Regions from separate parts of the Homo sapiens genome. Here region 2 is linked to region 1. A link is a loop called in an ENCODE intact Hi-C map of the cell type or tissue named here. Cell type or tissue: PC-3. All regions are shown on one strand. Each heading gives the region's core, and the rest is flanking DNA. Links, peaks and the distances in the headings are about the cores only.

What was found. Hi-C counts contacts between places; a loop is a spot of excess contacts. Peaks named below come from ENCODE experiments on the same cell type or tissue, not always from the same donor. Only the 100,000 strongest peaks of a DNase experiment are listed, where the experiment ranks them.
Region 2: it touches region 1 in a loop (2.5-fold over the local background); 3 of 110 quality-filtered maps call a loop at or near these places.

Annotation. Positions count from the first base shown.
Region 1 is chr5:92,902,832-92,918,549 of GRCh38, reverse strand. LINC02058 (long intergenic non-protein coding RNA 2058) reads left to right here. Exons shown (of 3, transcript XR_001742811.3): 2 at 4,415-4,544; 3 at 4,665-6,434. Among named protein-coding and RNA genes, the nearest start is that of LINC02058, 29 kb to the left of the region's middle. In PC-3, for the core only: CTCF peaks have their summits at 8,844 (motif pointing left) and 8,847 (motif pointing left); no DNase peak of the experiment used is centred there.
Region 2 is chr5:93,144,949-93,160,666 of GRCh38, reverse strand. LOC105379083 (a long non-coding RNA gene) reads left to right here. Exons shown (of 3, transcript XR_007058869.1): 2 at 10,761-10,841. Among named protein-coding and RNA genes, the nearest start is that of LINC02058, 210 kb to the right of the region's middle. In PC-3, for the core only: no CTCF peak of the experiment used is centred there; a DNase peak (open chromatin) is centred at 9,346; H3K4me3 peaks cover 356 bases; H3K27ac peaks cover 1,654 bases.

The DNA of each region.
Region 1 (15,718 bases), core at 3,896-11,895:
CTCTCCCTGCCCCAATACTCTTTCTGTCTCTGGTGTAGAACCCTCTCATTCCAGAAGATGATCTGAAAAACCTATTAGGACAAAACTAAGATATCCCAGTGCACCCAGAGTCAAGCAGATCATTTATAAATTAAGCAAACTCTTGGCAAATACCTGCAATTTTAATATTCCCTTGTTCCTCTCAGAAAAAAGAAATCACATTAGGTCATTTCTGACATATAATTTGGGCCTCCTGTATATACCCAAGATAAAAAGAAACATGCATGAGTTAGTTTATATTACACTCTGTATTGCAGAAAGATTATAGCTTTCCATAAACTCAACTCATAAAATGACATTCAATATAAGTTATTTCTTTCTAGAGAAATTCCCATGGAATGCCTGTAGTTTTAAAATAGTACTCATTGTTTATTGAACTACTTAAAGAAATCAAAAGTGATTCTGCTTATGTTTTCTTAAAGAAGAAAAGAAGTTAATTTTTCATCTATCTGTGTTTCCTCCGTGAGAGTATGTTCCAACTGAGAAATGGGACAAAACAGGAAAATTTTATAGTTTCTAATGTGAAAGGAGGACTATAACCATCACTTCTGTTTAGCTTTCAATTTTTCAAGTTTTGCCAGCCTTTCATCTCCTCCTGATGAGGCATTTCTTAACATTCCTCATACATAGTTATACAAATTGGTATTAACAAGAAAAAAATACATGAATTATTTACATAATACAAATGCTTTAAACATTGCTGTGAGAAATAATATTTCAACATTATCCTTATCATCTTTTGTGTGTGAAAAGCCAACATTTACTTACTTTGGGAGAAATAATATATGTTCTTATGGCAAAGTCATTGAAAAAAATAAATATATATATAAATATATATATGTTTTCTAATAAACTGAATTTTTAAATGAAATATTATGTCTCTATATATTGTATGTGTGAGTGGTATTTAAACCTATTAATTCCTCCATAGTAATTCCTTTCATATAATGTAAATTATTTGAACCACAATTGTTAAAGTGCTTTTAAACAGTAAAGTTCTATATAAGCAGGCAGTATTGCCATTACTTCTATGGCTTATTTACACCCCTATGGACTGTTTTCTGCATTTGATATAATTTTTTATTTTTAAAAATTATTGACAACACAGTGAAATTTTCAAATACCAGCAACTATGATGTTTGCAAGCACTGAGAATCATTTAGAATTTTTGAATCATAAGAAATGAAATCAACCTCTACTTGTGCAAATTCCTAGTATGTTATGAATGCAATGCGATCTTGGTATTTGCTTATCAAAGGAATGTACTAAAATATTGCAGAAAAGGCCATGGGCCATGACGGACTTCATTTTATTACTTCACTTTCTTTTGCCTATTAATTCCACATTCCTCTCTCTTCTATTGGCCTTATTAATGGACTTTAACAATGAGATAAAAGTCTTCAGTCCAGTGTTTAGCAAAAAATTGCAGAATTTCAACATGAATGAGACTTCATTTTATAGAAGATATTGTGGTTAATGAATTGTCCGCATTTTGATGTTTTCAGATCTTATTAGGAAAATCTAACTCAATGAACAGTTTCCTTATTTGATGATTATTTTCTTATGTAGTCCTTGAATTCAAAATTAATTCAACAGATATTGATTGAATTTGTATATAGGCTTCTGATGTGGTCCTTTAAAATGATTGCTTTTAGTCTTTTCTTCTGTGCTTGTTCTTGTATTCTGTTCTTGTATTTTCCTGCTCAAGATTTAAAGCCCCAGTAAAGAGGCTTCAATTAGCCAAGCTCACGTGAAGGTAAAGCAAGGTGAGAGGAGAGTTTTGGAAAAGAAAGAGATGCAGGAACCCCTGATTTTCTTACGGGTAAGACAGAAACCTGGGTTTTTTCCATGAAAACTGCACTCATTAGGGAAAAGACAATCTGCAAAAGTAAGATGGAGTGTGATAAACAAAGGGGGATAAAGAATGGGTTCTATAATCAGGAAGTGTACATAGAGCTGGTGGAAATATACTATAGGCTTGATGAAAGTGTGGGTTTCAGATTGATGTAGAAAGAGAGCCAAAAGCATTTCAAGGATGAATTAATTTGGAATACTAATGTTCAATTGTTCATTTTCTTACAGTCTATTGAAAAAGGCATGAATCAAACAATCACAGAGACAATAGCATTATGAACTATAAGAAGTGCTTTGAGTGTAGTAAGTGAAGCCACTTTGCAGCACGACTCTTGGTAAAAGTCCGGTTTACTCTCTTTATCTGAATTTCACTCGGTCATTACTAGCCTTGTTGTGAAATACAAACATATGTACAATTTTTTACCTTCCTTACAAGGAAATTGAGATTACTGTGAGTTTATTAATGACTCTGATGCCCTCAGAGGGAGGTTCAAAGTATTGCAAACAAGGGATATGAGAAAATGATTTTCTCCCATTGTTTTTCAATTCAAGCTTCAGTTGTGTCCTTTATTTGTTATGTGACCTTGAGCAAATGTCTTAAATTCTCTGAGTCTTCAATTCATACATGAATACATAATATTCATTTTGATTGCTTAATGTTGATATGGAATATAACAGTTTTAAAAAAATTATTTGTAGAACTAAGTATATTGCTAATTACATTCCTTACATTAAACTTCAGGGGAGAAATAAATGCATTCTGGAAGAAAAATACCCCAATTTTGAAAATTCTATGCCATTTACAGGAAAAACAAACATACCATTCAACATAAAATATACATGCACAGTATAACAATGAAGTTGAGGCTTTAATGTCTCAAAAATAATTTTTAATATTTATCTTTTAATACTAAAACTATATTCGTCAAAATTTATATAACTGCAATCTCTACTTTGTCCAGTGTTTTGTAGGCCAGTAAAATGACAACTCATTTTCAATTATTAATAGTATCAGATTTCTTAGTTTAAAAAACTAGTGAGAACAAATAAATACATAGTTTTTTCTCAATTATCTTCACCAAGGAAACAATGATATGAACACTCTAAAACAGCAGATAACACAAGTAATACTGTTATCACTGGCTTGGCAAGCCTTGCTGCAATCACATTTTAATTCAGGTATTTCTGAACTTTGGAGAATTTTAGTCAGAACCAGATTTCCACAAGTGGGTCAGCAGTTGATAGCTTGGTTATGTGATGTAATTTGAGGGGGCAAATCCCGAAGTATCTCCCTAGTGTACATAGTACCTGAAAATCTCACAAAACTCATTGAAATACCTACCTGGTTGATAGAGTTTGGCTCTGTGTTGCACCCAAATCTCATCTCAAATTGTAATCCCCACATGTCCATAGAGAGAAGTGATTGTATTATGGGGGAGGTTTCCCCTATGCTGTTCTCATGATAGTGAGTGAATTCTTACGAGATCTGATGGTTTTATAAGTGGTAGTTTTTCCTGCATGTTCTCTCTCTCTCTCTCTGTCTCACCTGCCGCCATGTAAGACGTACTTGCTTCTCCTTCCACCGTGATTGTAAGTTTCTTGAGGCCTCCCCAGCCATGTGGAACTGTGAGTCAATTAAACCTGTTTTCTTTTTAAATTACCCAGTCTTAGGTACATGTCTTCATAGCAGTATAAGAACAGACTAATACACTGCTTATGAATTATAACTTTATCAGAGAAGAGCAGAAAATTAAGTCACTAATGGCCAGCAAATGTTATTCTCCCTCCCTTCCTGGGCCTCCCCTTTACTCCTTTCCAGAAAAAAAGCTTCTTTCATTCTTCCCCAAATATTCCTGTAACTATCCAACTTCCATTTCTTCTTATTCTGGAATTGGCTCTCCCTTTTCCTCCACTTGTTACCATTCTACATCAGCCTTTAAATTTCAGTTTAAAGCCAAGCTTCCATAAAACCTTTATTACCAACTCAAGTTGAAAGGCACTGTTCTGTCTCTGAACACTTACGAGCTTTGTGGTCTATGTGATTCATTTGGTGTTTAATCATTTGGTTTTGCCTTGTGATATCTATTTGATTACATGTTTGGATTTTTAAAAATTGTTCTTTTCTTCTTTTTATTTTCTTTATTTTCTCCCCATTTTTCTGGTTCAAGTCATTCTTTACACAGCTTCCAGAAGGGTCATTCTAAATGGCACTCCTCTGCTTAAAACACATTGCATACCCAATTAAGTCTACATTTCTTACTTTGACTTGTGAAGTCACATGAGTCTTCCTTCAAATCACATAATACAATGAGCTACTTCTTGCCATAGGGCCATTGCCAATACTCTTCTTTCAGCTTAGAATTTTCTCTGCCTGTGTCTTTGCATGGTTGGCTCTGTTCTTCAATGTTCCACCTATGTGTTATCTCCTCTATATTTTTCTCCAACTTTATTATAGAAATGAGATCTTTCTGGGCTCTTTGTCTTATGGCCTTATTCCTTTTTTTTTTCATGTCTATTCTAGCATTTTCCATTTATGTCTCAGAATCCACTCTTCACCATTCTGCATCCTGCTCTCTGCTCTGGAGACTCCCTGGGAACTGTATCCATGGTCTCCTGCCTTCCAGACTGGGGTTGGATTTGTCCATTGTGAGGTGAGATACAGAAAGTGGAGAGTGAGGGCTGGGCATTTATTCTCCTGGCTCCCTTCCCTCCACATAATCCAGTGTTGGTTGTTTCCTATAAAGTAGTTACTATTTATTTTTATTTTACAGATGAAAAAAGTGAACTCAGAATGGTTGGCCGAATGCGGTGGCTCATGCCTGTAATCCTAGCACTTCGGGAGGCTGAGGTGGGCAGATTGTGTGAGGTCAGGATTTCAAGATCAGCTTGATCAACATGGCGAAACCCCGTCTCTACTAAAAATACAAAAATTAGCCAGGTATGGTGGTGCACACCTGTAGTCCCAGCTATTCAGGAGGCTGAGGCACAAGAGAATTGCTTAAACCCAGCAGGCAGAGGTTGCAGTGAGCTGAGATTGCGCCACTGCACTCCTGCCTGGGTGACAGATGGAGACACTATCTCAAAGCAAACAAAAAATCGTTAAGAGATTTATACAATTAACAGTGACTGAGTGGCACTGTCAGGATTTATATTTCAGCATTTAAAAAAATCACTCTGCCTCATTTAGCAATTGGATAATCACAAGTGATCCAACTTTTATTTCTCAGACTAGTTAGAAACATCAGTCTGAAATTAATTTCTCTACCACTGAATTCATTGTTTTTTTAAACTTATGCTCACAGCAAAGGATGAGGAACAAGTTACCATAGCATTTATTCCATGCATGTTGAGCTGTAGAATCCTACAGAATTTGTTATCCAATGTGTTAAAAATCATCTAGCTTTATAACAAAAAACCAAGAGTTGACCACATTTTCAAAAAAGCGTAATAACTGTCTTGAAACATGTCCTGAATACAACTATAATAAGATGTCTTAATTATAACTTACTTTTAAGAATTATTTGAACTTCATTTTTAGGTTAAATAATAAAAATTTGTTAAAGATTTTAACAATATTGAATTACATATATTGTCTAACTCAATAATGTTGACCAAACTCTCAATGAGAGAGTTTTAAAAATCATGTGGCAAACCCTTTAGCAGAAGTGTTTCTGTATTATATTTGTTAACTAGAAAAAGATGCTACTTTACTATTAATTTAGAGAACAAATGCAAAAGATATAAAGTAAATTTAGGCACAATGCAAAATGTTGAGGGGTTTTAAATCTTAGGAGTAGTCTTGTGGGAAATAATTGTTTAGGTCTTGAAAATTTAAACCTTCTACACATTTTGCTAAAACATGATATGTCCAATATCTCTACTCTTTCCTCAAACATGAATAGCTTCGTAAAAAGGTGTTCATTCACTTAAGGACATCCGTGAGTTTCCTTAAATACGGAAAAGGCAAAAAACATGAAAGATGAGAATGAACTCCAGTGTAAATACAGATAAATATGGCGACAGCTGTTGCTGAATAGTTACAGAATTAGCTTGAGAAATGAAACCTCTGTAGTTCACACACAGGCACACACATACACACACACACACTTTGGATTTATTTATGAAACAGCATCTTCTAAACACAGAACCTTGCATTGCAGAAAAGGCAATTAAATAGAACAGCATGAGGTTGTCAATCACTTCAACAACTAACAAAAGCATTGACTATCAAAGCAAATAATGTTAATGTGCAAAAAGGTACCTTGCTATCAAAGCAAATAATGTAAACATGCAAAGGCAAAGAATTCTCTGTATCAAATGTCACCATTTTAATGTTCACCATTTTTGTGACTGTTTTTGCATATGCATGATACTATATCAGTAATTCTGAAATTTGATATAGAATTGGCCATTATCATTTCTTAGAGGATTTGGTCATCCTGTGATGCTTTTGTAAGAGGTGGGGACTTTCTTTTTCCTTCTTTTCTTTCTTTTTTGTGTTGTTGCTAGTGTTATACAAATAAATGGACAGTCACAGCTTATCATCATTTAAGATGCATGTGCATGCTGCAGTTTACTGAAACATGATTGGTTGCTACATAAATCAATCTGATAGAGATCGGTTCCATGAAGAAGAGATAAATCATTAGCCAGAGCTTTTAGAATGTAATTCATTTTAGATAGTGATTATTGATGATTTAATTTTAGCAGTACATGTACAAGTCTAGACCATGATTTTATATAAAATGTTAACACAGAAGAATGTATTCATCTTAAAAGTGAGTATAAAGAAACCAATTAGAAATTTACATGCAAAACATGTTAATGAAGTGGCAGAGTTGTGAAGTCCACAAAGTTCTATTTATTAAACAAGTTAGAATGTTAGCATAGTCCTCGGGAAATTTTTAAGAAATATTTCCTTAAGACTCAGTGGTACAAAGAAGTGTCCTCAAACTTCATTTGACTTACCACACTCAGATGACTGAAGCTCAGGAATATTTTAGATATACATCTTATGCACCTTGGCCTCTAAAAACAATAGTTCTTCATGCCCTTAGACCCAGCACTTCTATTCATTTCAATTGAACAGCATTTAGTAGGAGTCCACCTGAGCCAAGATCCTGTGCTTTGAGATGCACTTTTTGTTTTCTGTCATGTAGATAAGCAGGAAAGAAGGTATGTGTATTCAATGGTACTAACATCAATAACTCCAGGAGGCACTGGTATGAGACTGGCCAAGTCATACTGAGAGGTGAACTAGATGGGCAGTGCCCAGGGCTGCTGTCTTTAAGGGTACTAGGACATTATTAGAAAATTAACAGGATGGAAGAATTATATTTATCAGAAAAATTCCAAGGAACATAATATATGTACACTTTTGAGTGACATACTTTGAAAAGCCACTCGGAGTGAGGATGAACTGGTCAAATAACAGTAGCTGGTCAACAACATATTTTCCCAGAAATGTCTTCAGTTTACTGAGTGAGGTATTTGAGTTCTAGGTCAGAGGTGAAAGCTGCTTCCAATGGGACTCTTCTTTCTTAATCTTTCCCTCATGAAGTCCTGCTCTGAATAAATGGGAACAAATATTTTAACTATACTGGTTTGCAGAGAAACCAAATTATTGCCCTGTCCGAGTGCCTACATGTTTAAGTCCCTGCAGATCAGGGGAGGTAAAAGCACAATGACAGACTTCAGAGAAACGTTTTATGTCATGTCTCTCATCTTTACCCCAGGCTAACTCAGAGTTAACCTTCCCGGGTTTTTCTAATCAACCCCTAGTCTTTACAAAGAAAATTCCATTCCACCAAGAAGACATAATATGTTAAAAATCTGAGTTTCTGATCACTTTTGCAGTTTTCTTTTCCATCTCATGACTCTCCGTACACAGTCACTCGCTTTTCCCCCAAAAGTGTTGCTATCCTCAGTCTACACTGGCTAAGGCTAGAACTAGGGGACTCATCAGCCTGCAGGCTCCAGTTCTTGCCTTATCCCTTTATACTTGCAGCTTTGATATTCGCATATTGCCTTTGATTCTGAGTGATCTCAAGATGCCAGGACCTCTCCTTAAATCACACTGGGTGCTTCATTTTAGATACGAACTTACCAGTGAAACAGGGTACCCAGGTGGTCACCAAAATTTGTTTGAAAATTAACTACTGGAAGAAAGGAACATCCTGTCCTTTAAACTGCACAGCTTTTCCTCCCATCTTGATCAAAATAAGATAAAGCAAATATTTTATTTTGAATGAGAAATTTTGATATATTGGTGAGATAAACTCCCATATATGATAATACAAATAATCGTATTCTTTGCAGATCACATCATGTTTTCTTTCAAGAAAATAAAGTTTCCCCCTGTGGAGGTCACAAAGAATTTGAGGGTCTTAATTCTAGATGAGACAGAAGCAGGCTAGCCAGTATAATGTGAAGTAAGAAGGGTGTGTGTGTGTGTGTGTGTGTGTGTGTGTGTGTATAAAGGAGAGAGACGTTTAGGAGGAAGCTTCTGGAGGTGTGCACACTTGGGGAAGTCATATAAATCTAGTGTTTTATTCTATATTTATTTTCTTTCTTTTTTTTTCTTATTATTTCTTTCTTACAGTTATCCCTAAGCCTTCAGCAAAATTTTGTTAGATATTTGAACCTGCTATTGACTGTGCTGTGGGGAATAATGAGACAGACTCATGTCCACACTTAGCACAAAATGGCATGAAGGGAGCAGAAATGGCTTGAGGGAAGTCAGACTCAGGCAGCCAGAGGGTGCCGGCGGAGGGTGTGACTGTAGACAGAGACAGATGGCTGGGAGGGGTGAAAGCGACCACCAGCACAGGTTCTGAGACATATAAGCAGTCTCTGGAATTCTCAGAGTTACTAGGGCACGAGAAATTGCTAAAAGACTAAAGTCCCTGAGGGTGGGGGTCTCAGACTATTGTTGTATAGTCATTAAAGGGAAGGGTGACCCCTGGAGGCGAGAGCAGCCTACAGCGCAAGCTGTCTTCAGTCACAAATTCCTTCAAAATGCATTCCTTAGTAAATAATGAAAATGCCCACCCCCTCCCCAAATGCCAGCTAAGCATTTTGAAAATGCATTATTTTATTAGACCATCTTATTGAATTAATGCACAGATACAGCTAAAGGAATAAATGCAGACTTAGCAGTGTTTAGCCTCCCAGGCACCACCTGCTCCTTGATTCTCCTGAGCTAGGGATTCAAGAGCCCCACTCTTCCCGAAGACACTACAAAACATTTGCAATGGCACACTTATACTCTCACCCCTCTCCAAGCCTGTCTACCACCAGAGAGTCTCAGTTTGTTAATGCAGTACATTTTCTGGAGTTAATTTTTTTTTCCCCTTATAGTCTAGTGAATAAGCTTCTTAACAAGATTGGAACATATTACATACTTTGGCTTCCCCATCAAGCCTATTGCAGAGAATTCTGGATGCAGTGGTGAGACTTTCTGAACTGAAACTGCACAGCTAGGAAGTTATATTTTCAGCTTGATCTCAAAGTTTGTAAACTGGTCTGTTCACAGGGATGCAGAGGTGTCCACAGTAGCTCTAGTGAATGTAGAGCTGTACCAGGCCTGGTAGAATATCTTTGAACCTTTGAAAATGCATTAGTCTTTCTCTACTAACATTCTCAATTTCACCAGCTCAGAAACAGATTTTGTATCTTAAGTATAAGTTATGATCCCCAACTGTCTCGCAACTTAAGTTCTGATCAAAAGTAGATTTGTTCTACAGCCTGGCTACGGAAAAGGCCTGCTTCCTCTGTATCCTCATTCAAAACTTAAAATAAATAGTATAATGTCTGTGTATGCAATTTCTAATGGAAGTATTTTCTGAAAGGCAAAACTCAAGAGTTATTTGTTTAGTTTTGATTAAAGTTGTCAAAGGCATTCTACTGAAGTAAAATAAATTATATTTATATAATATTGATTGTTTTAATCTAATAATTTTAATTTTAAAATGTTGGTCAGTGCAGCTGTTTAGGCACCAAATGATCAGGTAGTGATGATTGTCTGAAACTTCAAAAATCAGAGCAAGAAATTGTCATTTATTGTGTTCTGACTTTATGGAAGTCTCAATGAATGCTACAAACTTTTCCAAGTGATGTTTTACAGAATTGCTTTTAAAAACCCCAGAGGGTAAACAGTATTCTCAGAATAAATAGAAAAATGCTGACCTTGTCAGATTTAGCTGCTGAAAGCCAAGCTGTTTTAAGACTTGGAAGATCAAGGGTCACAGTTATAAACAACACAGATAAAAAAAGAAGAAAAAAGAGGAAGAAAGTAAGAAAGCTGGAAGGAAAAATAAAGTATAGTGAGTTACACCATGAATATAAGTAATAAATACATTGACCTTGACAAAAAGGGAATGAGATACTTATGTGGAAATATAAAATAAAAACAAGGCAAAATTTTTTTTAAAAACTCGCAGCCCAAAACTACTTGAAAAAGATGTTTCTTAGAGTATATTTAGAACCGGAAATGAGTCACTTTAATTTCATCTGTTTTTGGTTTCAGAAGGGGAGAAAGGTCAAAGCTTCTTTGTTTTAAGTGAGCTGGTCACTCCTTCTGAAGTGTAAAATGATAGGGGTCAGGAGTCCTAATGAAACAGGCATTTCCCAGACACCCAGAGCTGCAGAAGAGGTCTCCATAGTGGCAGGCCAAGAACTGGGCTTCAAAAAGGTGTTTTAAACAAAGGCAAGGCAGAGCTTGACCCTTTCTTGACTTTCACCATATGGACAACAGGATGTAGAAATTGGCCATTCCTTTCTATATTTTCATAAATTATCACACATTATAGCCCCACAACCAAACCATTATAGTGCCATTCACACCTAGGCCCAAGACACAGAGGTATATTTTTTATATTGCCCTGGTACAGGTGATGTTTTCTGTTAAGCCTAGATGAACTGAAACAATATTAGGAAGAAATTCTCATTGCTGAGAACAAAAGTACGCACTAATAAAAAAAGTGAGTGTTCTTAAACCTACTGGATTCAACATCCTTTGAATGGGAACGTTAAAATATAATACATCCAAAACAGTGTTGGGCTCAAGCTGACTGAAGAGACAGATTTTAAGAAGTGAGCCCTATCTTTACTCTGAGCACGGAAGGCCAAAACAAACTGTCTTCTTCAGCAAGAAAGTAAGAATACATTGCTTTCTATGTCTTCACCAGATTTGTCCAAGGTAAGGAGGTCTGGACTGTGGAGAAGATGGAGTTTGGAAGGATATGCAGCTTATAAATGCAGTTAGACACAGAGGATTTCCATTGCATCTCCAGTTTGTTGGTGGCTGGTTCCTCCTTTGCTGGTCTCTTTTATTCCATCTGGAAGATTCTGTTCATGTACACCTCTGAACTCTAAACTAGTTGTTCCTGACTTTGTCTCTGCAACATTTTTTCAGGCCTGTTGTATTCCTGACCTTGCTTCCTCTGTGCAATATATTTACTCCAGGTCATCTCTACCATGCCTGTCACCATTTTGCTTAATGGTTGGGGTTTGATGTTTTTGACCTTGGGTTGAACCCAGGAATGAATAACTTCTCTATACTGGCTCAGTGGCTGAATTATCAGTGTCTTTCCCTGACAATGTGCATGTTTTCAATGATTAGAAATGCAGCCTCCAAATAAGGAAAAAGGATAATATTTGCATAGGCCGTGCTTAGTTGCAGGTTTTGGAGCCGGAGATGTTCCAGCATAGATGCCTGTTCATAGAAGTGCTCCAAAATTGTATTTAGTGTAATGACACGTCCTCTTTAAAACCCTTTATAACTTTCTTCTTCCCTGGCCTCGTAAGAGGATAGAGAAATGTTTCTCGGCCATTACATGCGACTCTTTACAGGTTATCATATTCATTATGTCATTAGATTTACCACAACCCTGAAAACTTAATAGAGAAATTATTATCTCTAAAAGTTATACCACTAGCAGGTGGCAGGTCTGGAACAAACATCCATGCCCTATTGACTACAATACCAGTACTCTTAGTACCATGCTATGCCTCTCTCTCATATTATTATAAGAATAATAAACCTATAGTTGCAGAGTTGTAGAGCTGTATGAAGCCTTAAATATCATCTAACTTAGCCACATTATTGTTACAAAAGAGCAAATGTGACTGAAGAAGTGGCTTACACAGAATTATTGGCAGAAAACATCATATCTTCTGACTTCAAATCACACACACACACACACACACACACACACAGGAGATGACAAAAGGAAAAGAGATTGAGTCAGAAACTAATAAAGCTTAGGAAACACTAATGCAGCCAGGTGCAGTGGTTCATGCTTGTAATCCCAGGACTTTTGGGAGGCTGATGCAGGAGGATTGCTCGAGGCTAGGAGTTCAAGGAAACAGAAATGAGAAAATTTTCAATATAGTCATGGTTTCATGGTAGAAAAGGTTAGTAAAGACTAGATTCTGTATAAAAAAAAACTTCAAAATCATTAGTTTAATTTTTCTTAACTACAGAGACTATGAAAAAAGGCTAAGTTTTTAATAATTTTTTTCAAAGCTAATGCCTTATTGGCTCTTTTAAAAATTATTTATTGAGTATCTTCTGATCTATAAGACGTAGTTGATGATATAACTGTGACCAGCATATAGTGTCCACTCTCAAGGGATTCTTTGTGTCATAGAGGATTGTGGCAGTTTTAAGCCATGGCTACAATTATTTGACACTCCACCCATCAAAAGATGGGCTCTATGTCCCCTCCCATGCACCTGAGTGGGCCTACAATTACTTTCCTTCTGAGGCTGAGTAATATAAGGTCATGCACTTGGGAACTTGAGCTGGTAAGAAGCCCAACTACCATGATGTCACCATCCTGGAGGGGCAAGACACATACTCCATATGTAGGCAATGGCACTCTTACTGACACTCCCACCCATGCCCAATATTCCCACTAGTGCTGCCAAGGCACCGAACATGTGAGTAAAGTTTGACTTTCCATGTCCATCTGCTGGGTGAATGCCACCAAGTAACTCTGTCACTTGTCAGTGACCTGGAATAGAAGAATCACTCAGCAATGTTCCGTCCAAATTTTTGACCCACAGAAATTACGAGACTTAATAAGATGGCTGTCATTTAAGTTACTAAGTTTTGGGATTGTATATTATATAGCAATAAACAACCATAACAATGAGATAATAAATATATTTTAAGGAATTCAGAAATAATAGAAGTAATAGAAGGCATGATCCCTGATCTCTATGAATTTACAATTCACTTGGGGGAAAGGGGTAAGAATCACTAATGAAGCAATTAGAGAGATCAATAAGAGCCAGAAAAATCAAGGAAGTATAGGAACAAGTCAAAATTGAAATGGATCTTGGAGAGGCAACTTGCCCTAGTGATGGAGCAATTCAGAAGAAGACAATGATATTTAGTAAACTTTAAAACTGATATTATTAACAGTAACAATGATAGCAACCACTTATTTAGTGCTTATTATGAGCAAATAACTCTCTAAAGTTCTTTATATATTATTTCAGTTGCCTTTTAATGAACTTTCAAAATACGAATTGTCATGCCTTTTATACCTAGGAGGAAATAGAGCAGCTTCCCAGGTAACATAGGTAGTGTGGCAAGACCACGACTCAAACGGACTATGTGTGACTCATGATTTTAACAGGGGTTCTACACTACTCCTGTGAAATCACTTTTCACCAAAGTAAGAAATATAACTGTATTATATCCATAGCTTACATAGAACTTGATTCATATTAACAAAATTCAGAATAAATCCTTTAATTTTTAGATAGTAAGTAAATAAAAGGGCACATATTTTTACCTTGTCCTGAGTCCACAATATAAATATGATTATTAAAATTCTTTTATCAATATTTCTGAAAGTCATATAAATGTGTGATTTATTTTACAGAAATTTCAATAAGTCTCATTTTTCTAATTGACACATTTTAGCTTTTTTTCAAAAAAATAATATTTTATTTTAATTGAGACATACTAAAATTTCTAAAAGGTACTCGGGAATTTTCCTTACAAATCCTAAGAAAATACCCTCTGTTACGTAGTAGAATGAGTACAAGATTGGTTATTTCATTGAAAGTATTTTAACCTCTATAAGCAATTAAACCAACACGAAATAAGTTGAAGGAGCTCAAGTTTTAACAGACCGAAATAAATGAATAATCAAAAACATATTTATTTTTGTTTTAACTTAAAGAAAACACATGTGAAAAGGTGCAAAGATCTGCAGAAAAATAACATTTAAGTGGCCACCCGATATAGATAGGATATCAGTGGCTTGGGCAGTATTGTTCTCTATGATTTAAAGGGCCAGTAAAAACAGTTTCAATTCTGAAGCGATAATCACAAACTTTATATCACTTTCTCTGAAACCTCCTCTCTCCGGAAGAGAAGGAAAAGCAGTACAATGTGCTCATTGAAGAAGACAGCTCTGTACAGGCAGAAGAAGAAGCAGAGTCCTGTGCAGCTTCATTCTAATGTAGACTAAAGTGCATGGTATTGTTAGTGAGAAAACTTCTACAAATAGAGATAATTCTTTATCCAGGAGAAATGAAAAGAAATTACAACATAGCCAGCATAGGAGTGTTTCAAAAGTACAAATCAGTGATGCACACACACACACACACACACACAGCCCCAGATGTCAATGGTCTATTTTTCATTAAATAATTGAATTAAGATTACTTGAAAATAGATTCAATGTTTGTTGAAAGAAGTAAAATAGCTGTAGTTGTGTTATTGTTTGACAACATGGGTATTATCAACATTTGTTCTTTCATTGTTTATTCTATTATATGGAAATATCAAAATTTATTAATTTAACCCTCTAATAGTTGGGCATAGATTATTTTTCTTTCTTTCACTAGTACACAGAACTCAACTGAATAAAAATTTTTGTGCACATTCATAATACTTTCTTTAAATATATTTTTATAAATTAACTGACTGGTCAAAGGCACATTTTTCAGGCATTTCTTACATATGCCAACTTGCCTTAGAGGAAGGTTGTGCCAGTTTATAATCCTATAGCCTAAGAGAGCACTTGTATTTTTTTCCAGTGAGTATAAAAATTTAAGGCTTTTTTCTAATGTGAAAAATATCTTATTTTAAAAATGTGTAAATTTACTAAACCTCATTTTTCCATATGTTGTCTTTTAATTTTCTAAATGCATTTTTTGATACATTATTTTTTAACCAATTATTTTAATATGCTCCTTAAAGTTTCTCACTTTCTTGTTATGATAAGTCAGCTATAATTTATTCTAGATTTTTATGGTTTAATTATAAAAATACATTTTTAGTTCACCTAGATTTCATTTTGATGTATAGTGTTTGAAAAAAACCCTAGTTTTTTCTCCTTTTAAAAAAAAGTACATTAAAAGCTATACATCCAAATGAATTTTTTCTTCAAAGTCATTATCTTAGGTAGTTAATAACATATTTTAATGATACTCAGAACATATTTGTAAGTTTTCTCTAAAATTGTCTTTAATGCCAGTAGAAACTTATAAAGCCACATAAACACATCACTTTGGGATTTATAACTGTGCTTTGATTTTGATCAGAAGTGAAAAGACTCAGCTTGATCACTTATCTCATTCAGCAGACTTGGCTTTGATTGGCTTTCTGCTCTTTCTAAAAATAAAATCTGACCTCAATTGATGAAGATGCACCATCACTAAGAATATTTCAAAGGGTCTATACCAAAGATACCTAAGAATTCCTGAAAGAGGACTTCCAAAAATATTCGGAACAGTGGAATAAGGGTCTGCCCTCTTATAGTGACTAACTTGAAATTGGCAATACTCATTTTATTGTATC
Region 2 (15,718 bases), core at 4,643-12,642, 240 kb before region 1:
CAGCAAGAGTGAACCCTAATGTAAATGATAGACTTTGGGAGGTAATGATACGTCAATATAGGCTCATCTATTGTAACAAATATACTCTTTGGGATTGATAGAAAGGTGGGGGATATTGATAATGGGGGTGTCTGTGCAGCATTGTGGCAGGGAGTATATGGGAAATCTCTCCTCTCAATTTTGCTGTGCACCAAAAAATAAAGTCTATAAAAATTTTTAAAAGGCTGTACTAGATGCCCTCTTGGGACCTAGTGGGCTCAAATAGTCTATGATTCTGTGTCAAATATTCTCATGAAAAGCCCACCATGAGGTACAGCAGTATATCTAAAATAAAAATTATCAGTGAGCAAACAAGGGATCTTACCATTTGTGAAGATTAAAAATTAAATTTTTTTCCAGTGATCAAAAAAAAGTCTTTTTAGGAAATGAATTTAAATAACCCTTCTGAATGGTTGTCGTATAGCTATATTTCACTTGCTGTTTTAACAGGGTGGCGTGTTGTTGGCAGGGCAGAAGGAAGATATTCTTTGACATGTCCCCTCCTTCAGGTGCAGGGCTCCTTCTGTCTCATTCTGGCAGAGGCAATGTTGCCACAGATTCATTTGCTATCATGGTGGTAAAAAATAGAGGAAAAAAAATAAGAAGACAGTATGAAATTAAGACAACTAAAAAGTATAATGAGGTTAATATTTTTGCAAGTATTGCTGATGTATTTAGCAAGTTGCTTAGTAACTTTTTATTCATAGAACCAATAGCATTTATAGTTTCAGGCAGAGTCCCTTGGCATAGAAGGCCATTGCTTAGCTTGGAGTAGCAACCTCAATTCTTAAGTTTAGGGTTTTCTAATTTCATGAGCTTCCCTCTACATGCCAGCTCCATTGTAGAGATATATAGAATGTGATGTAAGAAAAGTTCCCGGGGGCTGGGCACGGTGGCTCCCGCCTGTAATCCCAGCACTTTGGGAGGCAGAGGCGGGTGGATCACAAGGTCAGGAGTTCAAGACCAGCATGACCAACATGGTGAAACCACGTCTCTACTAAAAAATACAAAAATTAGCCAGGCATGGTGGCATGCACCTGTAATCCCAGCTACTCAGAAGGCTGAGGCCAGAGAATTGCTTGAACCTGGGAGGCAGAGGTTGCAGTGAGCTGAGATCGTGCCATTGCACTCCAGCCTGGGCAACAGAGCAAGACTCTTCTCAAAAAAAAAAAAAAAAAAAGAACACTTCCCATTAGGAGGAAACATAAAGCCTTCTGATGGGGAAGGAGTGTCATTCAAAGAGAGAAGTAAATGTAAGGATAGAGACATTCATGTCCAGGCTCATCTCTCTGGCTTCGAACCCTTGCTGGCAGTGGGAGGGGTAGTAAAACTAAGGGGAATGGGTGGAGAAGGAAGGCTCGGTAGAGGGATGCTATGCATATTTGCTATATAGAATTCTGGGAGGAAACTTTGTCATGGCAAATCCTCCTAACAAGAAGTGTTTGCAGCAGAGCTGGAAGGGCAGAATGGCTTGTTCAGGCAGACACAAGCCTGAGACATGACCTCAGATCCCCACAGTCTGCTGAGGCTGTCAGCTGGCCCGCTACCAGCACAGTCACTGGGGTGACGGTCAAAGTGGCCTGCCACAGAGTCCTGCAACAGGGAAGATGCCCACGTTGAGGATCAAATGAAAGCCACATCTGGAGCAAAGGCAATCTTATAGCCCAAGACAGCCAAGATGTTTTTGTGGCTTTGTCATATGAAGAAGAGGGTGAGCTCACTGAGGAGCTATCACTGTGCTAAGTAAAGAAACCACTAATTTCATCAGCTATGATCAACAATGGAGTCCATGAAGACGGACATGGCTACCCAGAAATGAGCAGGGTTGGATCTTTTCCACTCACATGGGCTGTATCAATTCCTCATGCACTCAGCTGCCATGCTAAGCATGAGTAGGAAGACAAGGTTGCCTGAGACTGTCCTTGTTTTTAGTTCTGTCCCAGTTTTTCCAGTCTGCATCCTGGAAAAGACCTCGGTACCAAGCAATCTGAGACAATTGGTCACCCTACTTTCAAAGTCAGAAAGGCAAGATTCATAGCAAAATGCTTCAACTTACAGCATAGTGCCAAGAAGTAGGACTGCTAACATCATGCAGAGGCCAGAGGGTAATGCCCACCCAGTAACTAAAGGCCTATGTCATCACAGTGGTTTGCCCATTACAAAGGTCATGTGATTTTTTTTGAGTGCTCCACATAAGTTAAATGAGAGGTGTTTTGTCCCGGTGTTATAAAATGTTTTTAGATCTGGGTTATTGTCCCTTGTGGTAATTGAGACTAGAATGGGAAGTAGTCATTCCTCTGTTTTCAAATAGATTGCACTCTTCCTTTTAACTCAGATCGAAGGGGTCCGTGATTTAAGGTTAATAGTTTTAAGTTAAATATCTATTTCTTTGAAAGGCAGAAGAAAATATTGTGGGCTTCTCTAATGGCATTGAACATTTCCTGCCACATTTCCTGTTTTATAGATCATCATGGCAGACATTGGTGGTTAAGCAAGTCAGGTCTGGGGTCTGGCTTCAGATTCCCTGGGTTCAAATCTCCTCTCTCTACCTTCACCGGCCAGACCTTATGGCTCTTACTTAAACTCATGCTGACTTGGTTTTCTCATATATAAAATGGGGATGATGTTAGTAAAGGTAATATTATTTATCTTGAAGTTTTTTTGTTAGGATTATATGAGTTAATGAGTAAGCACTCTTTCAGTGTTTCTGGCACATTAAAAACCCTCAATAAATGTGTTTCTGTTCTGTTTTTTTTTTTTTTTTTTTTTTTTTTTTTTTTTTTGAGACGGAATCTTGCTCTGTCACCCAGGCTGGAGTGCAGTGGTGCGATCCTGGCTCACTGTAACCTCCGCCTCCCGCGTTCAAGCAATTCTCTGCCTCAGCCTCCCAAGTAGCTGGGATTACAGGTGCCAGCCACCATGCCTGGCTAATTCTTGTATTTTTAGTAGAGACAGGGTTTCACCATCTTGGCCAGGCTGGTCTTGAACTCCTGACCTCGTGATTCACCCACCTCGACCTCCCAAAGTGCTGGGGTTTCTGTTCTTTTAAATTAATGTATGACTCCTCCACTAGGTTTAAGCTCTTTGATCACAGGATCACTGTATACTTTTGCCCACCTGTTCATCTCCAGTATCTGGGATAGAGTAAGCATTAAATACTTGCTGCTATTATTAGAACTAATTTAAAAAATATCTAAAGTCTTCATACCATAATTTTTTTCTGTCTGGATTTCTCTCTTTCTTACAACTTATCCTTCTTAGACTTACAAGAAAAATGTAAAGAAAAAACCTTGGAAATTCATTGGGGGTAAGTATTTGAGAATTATTATGAAGATATAGGCATATTGGCAATCCCAAACTTACTGTCTTCTAAAACGTCTGAGACAGACAGAATAGAGTGAAACACCAATCTGGGAATCTGAAAATCTGTCTTCAGATTATTTCCCTGCCAAAAAACTTTTCCATGGTGTTCTCTTTAAAATCTTTAAAATTAAAGGGTTGGACTAGATGAGGTCTGAGGTCATGTCCAGTTCTAGACTTTAGCAATTCCAGTAGAGAATAAAACAAGACAGCATACCATTAAGTACCCAATTGTGTACTGAACAACATGATAATGCTTTTTAAAAACATCGTTTCTTTCTCTAAAAAAAAAAATCCTTCAAGTGCTAATGTTTTTCTTCTGAAAACCTGCTTTCTTTGCGCTGGACTACTCTGATTCAGATGGAAAAAGCTAACACACCTGGGTAGATGACTCCCCAGCAGCGGAGAGCATCTGACAGCAGAGACACAACTGACATTATTGCACACCATGTGTCAATGAGAGAATGAGTATGGCTCCTACCTAGAAGGTTCATGAGCTGAAGGAGGCTGGCAAATTACTCCATAATTACAGCTGTCTTCGCAGCAAGGCAGAAAACAACAAGAAGCATCGCCTCCACATCTTGAGATAGCTGAACATCGCACCACCTTTCAAATTGCTTTTTTCCTCTTGTCCTTCTGTTTGTACTTTTTCTTTCTGTAAGACAAATTGCTCTAGTCCTCTTGCTGTGAAAGCATGTAGTGAGTTGCCCAGCTCTAAGTCCGACGGCATAGGATACTCTCCAACTTGAATTTGCTAAACGTAGGTAGGAGATCATTTGATTTCTCTTGAGTTCCTCAGTTAGGAGGAGTCTCATAAAAATCCTTCACAGGCTCTAAATTATCACTTAGAATTACTTTCCTTCCTGTGATGGTACCAGAGTGATTGACTCTTCCAAGTATCACTGCTAATATCAGGCAAGTCTGAGAAGGAAGACAAATATTCTAGTCCAGAAATCTCACTCTATTAGGAGAGGCAAGATCTCCATTTGCTTTTCTCTCTAACACTTTGTTTGTTCTGGCACTACTTTCTCTCTCATCATCCACAATCCTTTTGGAATAAAAATGCATGCATAGAAGTGTAGAGTTTGCTTCTAGTTGAAATTCCCCTTGTTACTTAAATACTCAAGGGATTTGTTTGGTGATTGTTGTTTACGCATGGCTATTTCTGGTAAGGAGACTGCACAAGTACCTCTATGTAGAGCTATGGAAAAGGGTACAGCAGTAGTATCCAATAATACTAGTCATGACTAGTCTAGTCATTGGTAGTGTCTAGGCTTCCTTCCTGCTAAAAGTAGGGAGGAGTAGGAGAAAAGCTTCCATTGGATGGGAGATACTTTGTGCACAATTTTGTTTGTCCGAGAATTGATGGCAAACAGGAGTTGGTTTAGACCAAAAGGCAAGGCTCCCATATTCTTTTCAGTGGCATCCTCTGTCAATCTTATTTCCTGGCCTTCCAAGCATCTAGGTGGGAAGTGACATGCTTTGAAATTACAGATTCTTAGAGTAGCAGACTAGTTAGAGGTGTCCTGCCTGAGGATGTAGCCTTTCACAAGGCTGGTCCCCACCAGGTCCTTTTCTCCTTTTCCTGTTGCCTAATCCAAGCTCCCTGTTGAGCACACCTCTGTTCAGTTGTCTCAAGACTATGTATATACCCAGAGCTCTTTCTCATTGGAGCTAATTGGAGCTGTCTCTGATGCTACTTCTAATCCTGTATGTTGATTATGCTGTTTCCTACTCCTCAGTAGGGTGGGCAAGTGGGCATGTGTGGTTTAAGACTCTCTTAGGGTTTTGTGGGAGGGAAGCCAAGCATAATTTTGTTGCATGGTGAGGGGCAAAGGGAGCCCCTGAAGTTAGAGAGTGAAATCTAGAAAGAACCCTTTCTTATTCTTTTCTTATTGTTTGTGTTCTGTGTTTGGGTGTTTACTTGTTTGTCAACTGCCTGTCTCTCAGGAGCTTAAGCTTTGTGACAGCAGAGACTATTGGTTCCACTCATTCTGTGTTATCTAGACTAATTCAGTGCCTAACACATACATGATGCTTGATAAATATCTATTAAATGGAAAAAAAGGTAGAAATCCCTTTTAAATTATGGGTCAGAGTGTAGATATGTATGCCCATGTGTGTCATGCACGTGCATGAGAGATAAGAGAGAGAGAGAGATTTGGGAAAACTGTTTACTTCAGAGCTTCTCAAACTTTTTTTTGCTCACCGTGTTCTTAGTGTTTAAATTTTTTTCTCACAGCATTCCTAGGCCAAAATAAATAAGTAACAGTTCAATTAAGTGGTTGGGTCCAAAAACACTTGAGTGTTTATGTCCTAACAACTTATTGGCCATTTAAAAAATTACACATCAATTGAAAAAATATATTTTTGTTTGACTCTTATCTAGTATGACATACAAATGGGGTGTGTGTGCTTATTGGGCTTCATGCAGCTTCTCAAACTTTGAAATCAGATGAGACGTTGCAAGCCTTAGATCCTGTTTCACATTCTACATTGATTTTCATGTGGTGCCTGCTCATAGTAACTGCTGAGAACCTAGTTTTGCATAGGCATGATGTCACCAAAAGGAATCTAGGAATCAGTAATGACACTGTGAATAACTCAAAGCTGGTAGTTTATGGAGTATTTGACAGATATTCAATATCTCTGTGTTTCCCTCTGAAATTCAAAAATATCTTATCATGAATTCATTGTGGCATGCTGAGGTGCTTTGGTGCAAAGTTTGAGAACTGTATGGTTACATTCATGTTGATTTCAAATACTGGAAGAATCACGGGAAAAGATATTTTATGATAATAAACAGTAATACAACTTTTAATCGTATTGTGAATTACTTTCCATTTATGGCTAATTATCACTCAATAGCAGTCATCATTACATGTGTCTTAGGTTAATTTTGCTAAGTTGAATTTGATTAAGAGTCAGCTCCTTACTTTCAAAGCCTATGACTCTAAAGCAGTGAGACTAATTTCTCAGATAATACATGTGAATTGGTTTCCTCACTTTACATCCTGCAGGTTTAACCTTTACACTTTGTGACCTATGGAACATGGTTGTCTGCTTACAACTTAAAAAAGGGAATGGGGGGAGAGTACTGCTGATTTTGCTCACACTCTCAGCATTAGAGGGCTTATAGCATCTGCAACACATCACAGCACTTGTGTCAACCTACAAATTATCTGTTAGAACTGGAGGAATTTACTTAAAAGGCTTCCAGTGAAATCCTATGACAAATAGGTACAATCTAACCTCACCTTTCTCACTATATGCTTTATTCTTGGCATTTATAAATGTTCATTACTGTTGTGCATTCTTGAGTAAATTTGGATTTTGGAAGAGAATTTATAATGCTTATCATTCCTTCTATAGAACCCAGCTAACCACTGCTCTTTCTTAGCCGAAATGTGAGATCTCAGAGGGTTAAGTGAGTTTCCCCCACACAAAAAGTCAACATCAAGTATTTGTTTAAATGTGGACTTCTTGACAAACACATCTCTCCATTTGCAAGGCCCATGAATTTAAAGCATCCAGTAATAACAGTCCTGTTCTTCTTTTCTGAGCTGGAAGCTCCTCGTGAAATGGTATCCTGCCAAAGTGCCACTGCAATAAACTCGCATCCTAACATTGGTGTCAAAGTGCCAGTGAACCAAGACTGGCAGCGGACTAATTTGGGAGAATTGTCTGCCTTAGCCTTCTTCACTCACTCCTACTGATCAACTCACCCCCATAAGCTATTCAGCTTGTCAGTTGTTCCATGGGTAGAGGGAGGAGGGGATGAAAAGGAATTAGGATATGCTTCTCCCTTTCACTTAATACCTAGCATCCTCTGCAACACTGGTACGTCCTTTAAGAATGCCGGGAGCTCTCTTTCTCCATTAGAGGAATGACTTCATAAGACTCTAGAGGTAAGAAATACACCCCTAGCTAAAGGTGGCATTATTTATAATATGCAAGGTTTTGACAATATGTAACACTTTTACAGACATTCTGAAATAAATTGAATACTTAGCTACAAGCCTGTCTGCACTAATAGATGTCTTGCCTGATTAGTTAATTATCTGTTTCCTTCTATTAAAAATGATCAATTAAGTGAACGGAAGGAAGCAGCTGCATTGCTAGGGACAGTAAGGTGGGTGAGAACCCTTCTGCAAAGTTGGTTTGGAGTAAAGAGCTACAAAAATGCAATCTGTGAGCTACTAATGCCTACTTTTTGATAAACTAAGCCCTGGCTCTCCATGGCCACACTTGAAGCCACAAATGCAGATTTGACCTTTTTCTCTCAATTCATTACGTATGTATAAAAGGGATTAACAAAAATTCTGTCTTCAGTGACATGAGCCTCCTATGGGATAATATGCAGAAAGCTCCTAGCACACAGCAAGCATACAATAATTTATTTTTTCTCTTTCTCCTCTTCCTTATGATTATTGACTTAACTACCTGAAATTGGTACACCATGATGAAACTTTGCATTAATGCAAAATGACCCCAAATGTTTGATCTGTAGTTGAATATCACATGAGAAGAAAAATATTTAACTATAGAAGTCCTACCTAGCATGAAGAAATTAGGCAAAATGAATATGGGCCTCAGAGGTCCTGACTTCTTATTTGTAAGAACAACTTACCCTAAGGCAGTGATTCTCACTCACTGTGTAGCTTGTGAACTGCTCACAATGCTTAACAAGTGTATGTATATTTCAGAGGGAGGGAGGGGAGAAGGGGGAGAGAGAGAGAGAGAGAGAGAAAGGAAAGTTTTCATTGGTTGTAAAGAGCAAGCTCATTTTTTTCCTTCTTCATTTGTTTTCTTATACCCAGAAAATTTTCTGCTCATGACTCCTTTCTGAAAGGTATCTTCTGTGCAACATGCATATTATGGGTATAATTTTTTCTCCTTTTAATGCAGTTGTTTTATAGTGAGGGGCCAAAGAGTTATTTTAATCTCACAGAGGCCAGGTTTTTTTGATTATATTTTTTAACCTTAGTTTTTTAGTTCACACTGTCAGGCTTATAGGCCATCTTCTTCAAGACACTTCACTTTCATTTTCAATCAATTTCTCTCCACGACTTTTCACATAGCTTTCTTCACACTACTAATTTCACTTTAGAACTGGCATCCTATCCCACATCCCCGGACTTGCCGTGCTAACATGTTTAAACATGATTAGTCTTTATTAATGTAAAAGAGACAAAGCTTCAAGAATCACACACCTCTTAATTTGCTATAGTTCCAGAGGGGGACCTCAACGCTGGAAACTGAAAATGAATGGACTCCTTGAGAGGCAGATATACTGGGTGTTCTGCTAAGTGGAAAGTTTTGCATTACGGTTGCAGACAGGATTTTCTTTAAGTTGCATTCCAGCTAAAATCCCTGCTATATCGAATACCACAAAATATCCAAATAATTAAAAAACATTTCCTGGTCACAAATGATGATTAATATACTTTCAGCAAGTTTGTTACACATTTAGTTCAGAAAATGAAGGGATTTTGACATCATTATGGTGGTGTTTGACCTCCATTATGATCTTGAGAATAATACGATAATACTTTCTTAATGCAGTATTCATTTTGTTATTCAACAAATACGAGCTAAGAATTGTTGTAAGCACTCAAGAAAGGGTGGAGTATTATGACGCTACCCACAAAGGACACAGAGTTTAGATGAACACTTCGTCTATTTAATACTTTCTTGAAATTTCTGTCTAAAATTTCAAAAGATTATATATTTTATAAAACATATCCATAAATATACCTGTTACTTGATGTAAGTCTCCTATTTTGGGAGAATTTGATATGGGTTACACATATACAATAAGATGTTAACATAAGGCTAAAATATTAAGGGCCATATGTAGGAACAGAGGAGATCATTAGATCTGAAATCTAAGCTAGGGATATTTTCTACAGTTGCACATTAAATTTAGTTCCTGTGGGGGTCACAAAGGCCAATAAAGAAATTCCATGAGTCATGTAGTATTCATTTTCTAATAAAAGGATATATACCAGTTGGTAAGAAGAAAATGTTCCTGGAAATAAACAAGAACCTAACCATGAATTACTAAAATAAAAGAAAATATTGAAAGTATTTTTATAGTGAGGGGCCAAAGAATTATTTTAACCTCACAGAGGCCAGCTTTTTCTGATTATATTTTTTAGCCTTATTTTTTTTGTTCACACTGTCAGGCTTATAGGCCATCTTCTTCAAGACACTTCACTTTCATTTTCAATCAATTTCTCTTTAATAGTGGCCTTTAAAGAAGATATGGAAAATGTATTCATACTGTCATTTCTTATGCTGACCCTTAGTAAAAATCAAGAGAATAATGCTGTATTACAGTCATGTCAATGTGTTTCCATAGGGAATAGAATGAAAGAGTCACCAGGTCCCCTGGAGCTTGGTGTTTTGTTGCAGCTAGAGGTGACTGTGTGTGCTGTCTATGCTTTGACTGGGGATGCATCAGAACACCAGCATTTCTCAGATGAACCAATCTAGACAGCCCATTGCCAGGCTCCTGCTGACAATGTTGATACCAATGCCACTGCTCTGCAGGCCTATGGACACTGGGCTGTTCCTGAGCAGTGTACGGGTACTTCACCTTTCCAACCTGCGTCGTCTCCACTGCCCAAGCAGCTGTCTCAGTCTACTCTGCAGCTATTTGGACCATCCTTATTTTCACCAGAAATGCTCCTGGACTTGTTCACCTGCTGCTGTGGCTCATGTTGGGGCACCACAAGATGACCTGGGGGCCTAAATAAGTGACTTGGGGACACCATAAGGTGGCTTGGAGAATTTCTTTTTATCAACTGCTTGGGAAGTATTTCAAAACTTAAACAACCAGAATGGTTATGTCAGTATATATCCCAGGTCCCCTGATAAGAATGTCATCTTTTTTTCCCACTAGACTCAATTAGTACTGTGTAGTCTCCTTTCCTGTGGACATTTATCATATATGTTTCTTATCTTATCTACAAGACTATAAAGTCCATGAGGGCAGTGTCTGAATCTGATTTGATTTCTATGCCCGAAAACACTTAGTACAGTTCTTCATACTTATTGAATACCTGTTGAATGAATAAATGAATGTGAGGCAGTTATTCAAATCCCCTGGGTCTAGGCACATTGGTGAAAACAGGTAAGCTGTCTTGTGATTTTTCAATCTCTATCATTTAGTTAGTTAGATTGTTAAATTAGTTAGCTGATTGTTAGTTGGTTTGAACACTTAAAAAAGTCCATCCTCGTCATAGGGGATGATATCTACATTTAATCATAAAGATGAGGTTTTTAAAAATAAAAACCTGCAGAAAGATAGATGTAATTAGACCCTAATCCCTGAAGTATTATATTTTCTCTTTTAGGTTGAGTACCAGTAGAAACCTCATATTTACCTGGAAGATTACTTTTAGGAAGCTTGAAGAATTCTCTCTTCCAACTTGGTTGTAAGTAGGATCACCATGTAATTTATTGTCTAAACTGGGACACTTTTTAAAAATTATTATTATACTTTAAGTTTTAGGGTACATGTGCACAATGTGCAGGTTAGTTACATATGTATACATGTGCCATGCTGGTGTGCTGCACCCAATAACTCGTCATTTAGCATTAGGTATATCTCCTCATGCTATCCCTACCCCCTCCCCCCACCCCACAACAGTCCCCAGAGTGTGATGTTCCCCTTCCTGTGTCCATGTGTTCTCACTGTTCAATTCCCACCTATGAGTGAGAACATGTGGTGTTTGGTTTTTTGTTCTTGCCATAGTTTACTGAGAATGATGATTTCCAATTTCATCCATGTCCCTACAAAGGACATGAACTCATCATTTTTTATGGCTGCATAGTATTCCATGGTGTATATGTGCCACATTTTCTTAATCCAATCTATCATTTTTGGACATTTGGGTTGGTTCCAAGTCTTTGCTATTGTGAATAGTGCCGCAGTAAACATACGTGTGTATGTGTCTTTATAGCAGCATGATTTATAATCCTTTGGGTATATACCCAGTAATGGGATGGCTGGGTCAAATGGTATTTCTAGTTCTAGATCCCTGAGGAATCGCCACACTGACTTCCACAATGGTTGAACTAGTTTACAGTCCCACCAACAGTGTAAAAGTGTTCCTATTTCTCCACATCCTCTCCAGCACCGGTTGTTTCCTGACTTTTTAATGATTGCCATTCTAACTGGTGTGAGATGGTATCTCATTGTGGTTTTGATTTGCATTTCTCTGATGGCCAGTGATGATGAGCATTTTTTCATGTGTTTTTTGGCTGCATAAATGTCTTCTTTTGAGAAGTGTCTGTTCATATCCTTCACCCACTTTTTGATGGGGTTGTTTGTTTTTTTCTTGTAAATTTGTTTGAGTTCATTGTAGATTCTGGATATTAGCCCTTTGTCAGATGAGTAGGTTGTGAAAATTTTCTCCCATTTTGTAGGTTGCCTGTTCACTCTGATGGTAGTTTCTTTTGCTGTGCAGAAGCTCTTTAGTTTAATTAGATCCCATTTGTCAATTTTGTCTTTTGTTGCCATTGCTTTTGGTGTTTTAGACATGAAGTCCTTGCCCGTGCCTATGTCCTGAATGGTAATGCCTAGGTTTTCTTCTAGGGTTTTTATGGTTTGAGGTCTAACGTTTAAGTCTTTAATCCATCTTGAATTAATTTTTGTATAAGGTGTAAGGAAGGGATCCAGTTTCAGCTTTCTATATATGGCTAGCCATAAACTGGGACACTTTTGAAGGTGAGAAATGGCACTTTTAATAATTATGCCTGACCACAGGCACTAGCCGAGACTGTCCCTGTGCAAACAAGAAAGTATGGTCACCTAGCTAAACGTTTATTTTTAATTTTTGAATGACTGGTTTTCGGTGTGACAATGTCTTCCATCTCCTTCAGTGGCCATAAAAGAGGCCAGAAATGACACAATTTGGACATTTTACACTTCCCCAAATTGCCTTTTTAATGTATGCAACAGATCAGGGTCTTTCCTGTATCCTTCATTCCACCTCAGAACACAATCTCAATTCCTAGGCGTAGAAGGGAATAAAATAAAAATGGCATTCTTTTTTATTCTAGAATACAGAAGATAAAAACTTACACAGATGCACCTCAAGCCAAGCAGCAGGTGAAATTCTTAGAGAAAACTGATTTTCAGGAGATGACTGGAATTTTAAATTGTAAGCTTTAAAATTTGGTAAGATTCTAATGAAAAGGATGGACTCAATTTTGGCAGGAACACCTATCATCACTTTTTCTTTCACTGGAAGGGATATTTGATCTTGACTTAGAGGAACATAGAAGTAGGCATAATGCTTGACATGAAATAAAATAGAAGCCTAAATCCATGGGGAGGCAATTCTAGCTGAGTGATCAGTCATTCGCTTACAGTATGAAGCGCCTAGATTTATCACAGTAATATTCTTATTTGCTTTCTGTAGACCATGCAGGGCTCATTATATTTATGCTGATGGCCTTGTCATCACTGCTGATGATCAAAATTCTCTTTGTTGGACTTATGTGACTCAGTAACCTTCAATAATTGAGGATGGAACATGATATTAAGGGCTAAGGGGAAAGTAAGTGTTTACAGTGAGATCTTCTCTCCCCTAATAAGAGACCAAAAGTTTGTCAGAAATGATCAGCAGGTTTTCTTGTAACATTAAAAGGAGTAGAAATAAGCGGACCCTCTGCTTTCATAAATCACATGAGTATCCAATAGTCTCCTCTTCACCCTGTAATTTGGAATGAAAAAATCTCTTGTGCATAAACTGCTTTTCCTGAATCTAATACAATTAATCCAGAAGAGAAGTGGGAATGGATATCAGGTTTTTTTTCCTTCAAATTTTGTTGTTAATTAAAAAAACAATTATCAAGGATTTCTAATTACTTTATAAGTGCTGTATGGCCTGTACCTGCTCCTTAGCAAATTAGTAAGATAATGCTGGAAACATCTTATTAAACAGAATTACCCTTTCTGTTCTTCCAGATTCACACATCTACTTAATGGGCCTCTTCTTATGCAACACCTTTGTGAAACATTTATATCTATTAAGTTATCTCACAGTTATTAGCATTGTGCATTGGTTTCTAATTTTTTTTTTTTTACCCAGGACCTAATAAATTGATAGACTACTATAAGGTTGAGTAGAAACAGACACAAACTCTTCAGATCTTTAAAAATATTCCTCTAGAGTAAGTGGGTGCTCTGGAAATTATAAACTCTGATGTAGGGTATAGAGACTCATTGAAAAGATGATACCTAAAGGAAAATAGGGCCCAGAGGTCCACAGAAGTTTCGTGGGACAGAATGGGAATCTCTGTAATCAGGGACTGACAGGTGAAAGGCTATCCTATGGTCTGTATGTCTCCTCCAAAACTCATGTTGAAACTTAATTGCCATTTTAACAGTGTTGAGAGTTGGGACCTTTAAGAGGTGATTAGGTCATGAGGACTCTGTTTTCATGAGTGGATCAATGCTATCAATACAGGAGTGGGTGCATTATCTTGAAAGATTAGCCCCTTTCTCTCTGGTCTTGGTGCTTACTTACCCTTCTGCCATGTTATGACGTGGCAAGAAGACACTTACCAGATGAGGCCCCTCAATCTTAGACTTCCCAGCCTGTACAACTGTGAGCCAGGTAAGTCTCTTTTCTTCATAAATTACGTAGCCTGTGGTATTCTGTTATAGCAACAGAAAACAGACTAAGACAAGCTAGAAGCAAAATGTGAGCCATTGGAGAAAGCTGACAAATGGAGCACATGAATGGGAGGGGTGACTGTGGACATCAGATCTGTCTGTGATATGCTGCTCAAAAAAACAGCAGATGGGGATGCAACTACTTCAGGGTTTCACAGAATATGTCAAGGTCTGCAGCCCATCCTTTTCAGTTTAAGCAGAGTCAAGCTGAGAATGGAAAAGCAAGCTCCTGAAATATAGGGAATCATGACATCCTAAGTTTTAAACCATCTTTGAGAAGAGCATTGTACATCATATAATCTATCCTAGAACTATATGATGTTGGGGTTTGAATAGGTAGTTAAAGATTTTTTGTATTTTATAAATTTGAAGTAACTTTCATTTCATCTGGGTATATTTTTGTTATATTGTATGGCAGTTGCCAAATGAATCATCATTTCACGGTGATGGCACTCACTGCAATTTTTGTTGTTATTCAGTACTCTGTTGTTCTAGGAGCTGTGTCAAGATCACAATTTTGTTACCACAAATTGTCATATGAGGTTTGCTAGCTCATTCAGGAACACTGAGTGTATGCAGGGGAGCTGGGAGTAAGCCTAACATTCCCTCCCCTCTTCCCTACAGCTGCAGTTATCAGTCCACCAGGCCGTGAGTATCTAACAGAGATCAATCTGCAAATGCTTTGATGGCATGTATGCCAAGTCAGTATTTACCAGAGTGAGAGTCTCATTTTGGCATGCATCACTCATGAAATATTTGTAGACTGTGGGGAAGTTTATGGAAATCCTTTTATTTGTAGGAATGAAAAAAAATTCATCATGAATACATAGTACTAGTAGGGATTTTGAGAGAACACTGGGTCCAGGTTTGAATTTCAAATTAGACTCAGAAAAATTTCACTGAGATATAGAAAAACACCAAATAGAATTTAAGAATTGTAAAGCACACACATTGACTAAAAGGTAAAGGATTTGAGATCATCGGACAAGAAGTGAAGGTTGAAAAGTAGTTCAGTAAGTGATAGGATGAGTAGGTGGCCCTTACGAAGATCTCCCTTACTGGGGCCATTTAACTGAGGGAGTGATTGGATGGATGGATGTCGCCTATGAAGGGTTTCTTTGTGCCTGAGCACAGCTGGAAGGGGGTTTTCTCCCTGTGTCAGTGGGATGTACAAGGGAGAGCAGAGGCAGACTGGGGCGCACTGAGCAGTGGCAGAGTGGGGCGCATTGAGCAGAGGCAGAGTGGAGCAATGGCAGAGTGAGGCGCGTTGAGCAGTGGCAGAGTGGGGCACACTGAGCAGACGCAGAGTGGGGCGCGTTGAGCAGTGGCAGAGTGGGGCGCATTGAGCAGTAGCAGAGCGGGGTGCATTGAGCAGTAGCAGAGCGGGGCGCATTGAGCAGAGGCAGAGTGGAGCAGTGGCAGAGTGGGGCGCATTGCCAGACAGGCAGCTCACGCACAGAACTGGAGGAGGAGCATGGGCATCGGGCGGATCGGGAGGACGGGCGGCAGGAAGTCCCGGGCACCCAGAAAAGCTCCCAGTGGACTCTGCAGGTTGCTAATGAGATAGGAATCCTTTGTCACAGTAATTAGGTTCATAAATCCGCAAGTTTCTAAATTTGCTGGAAG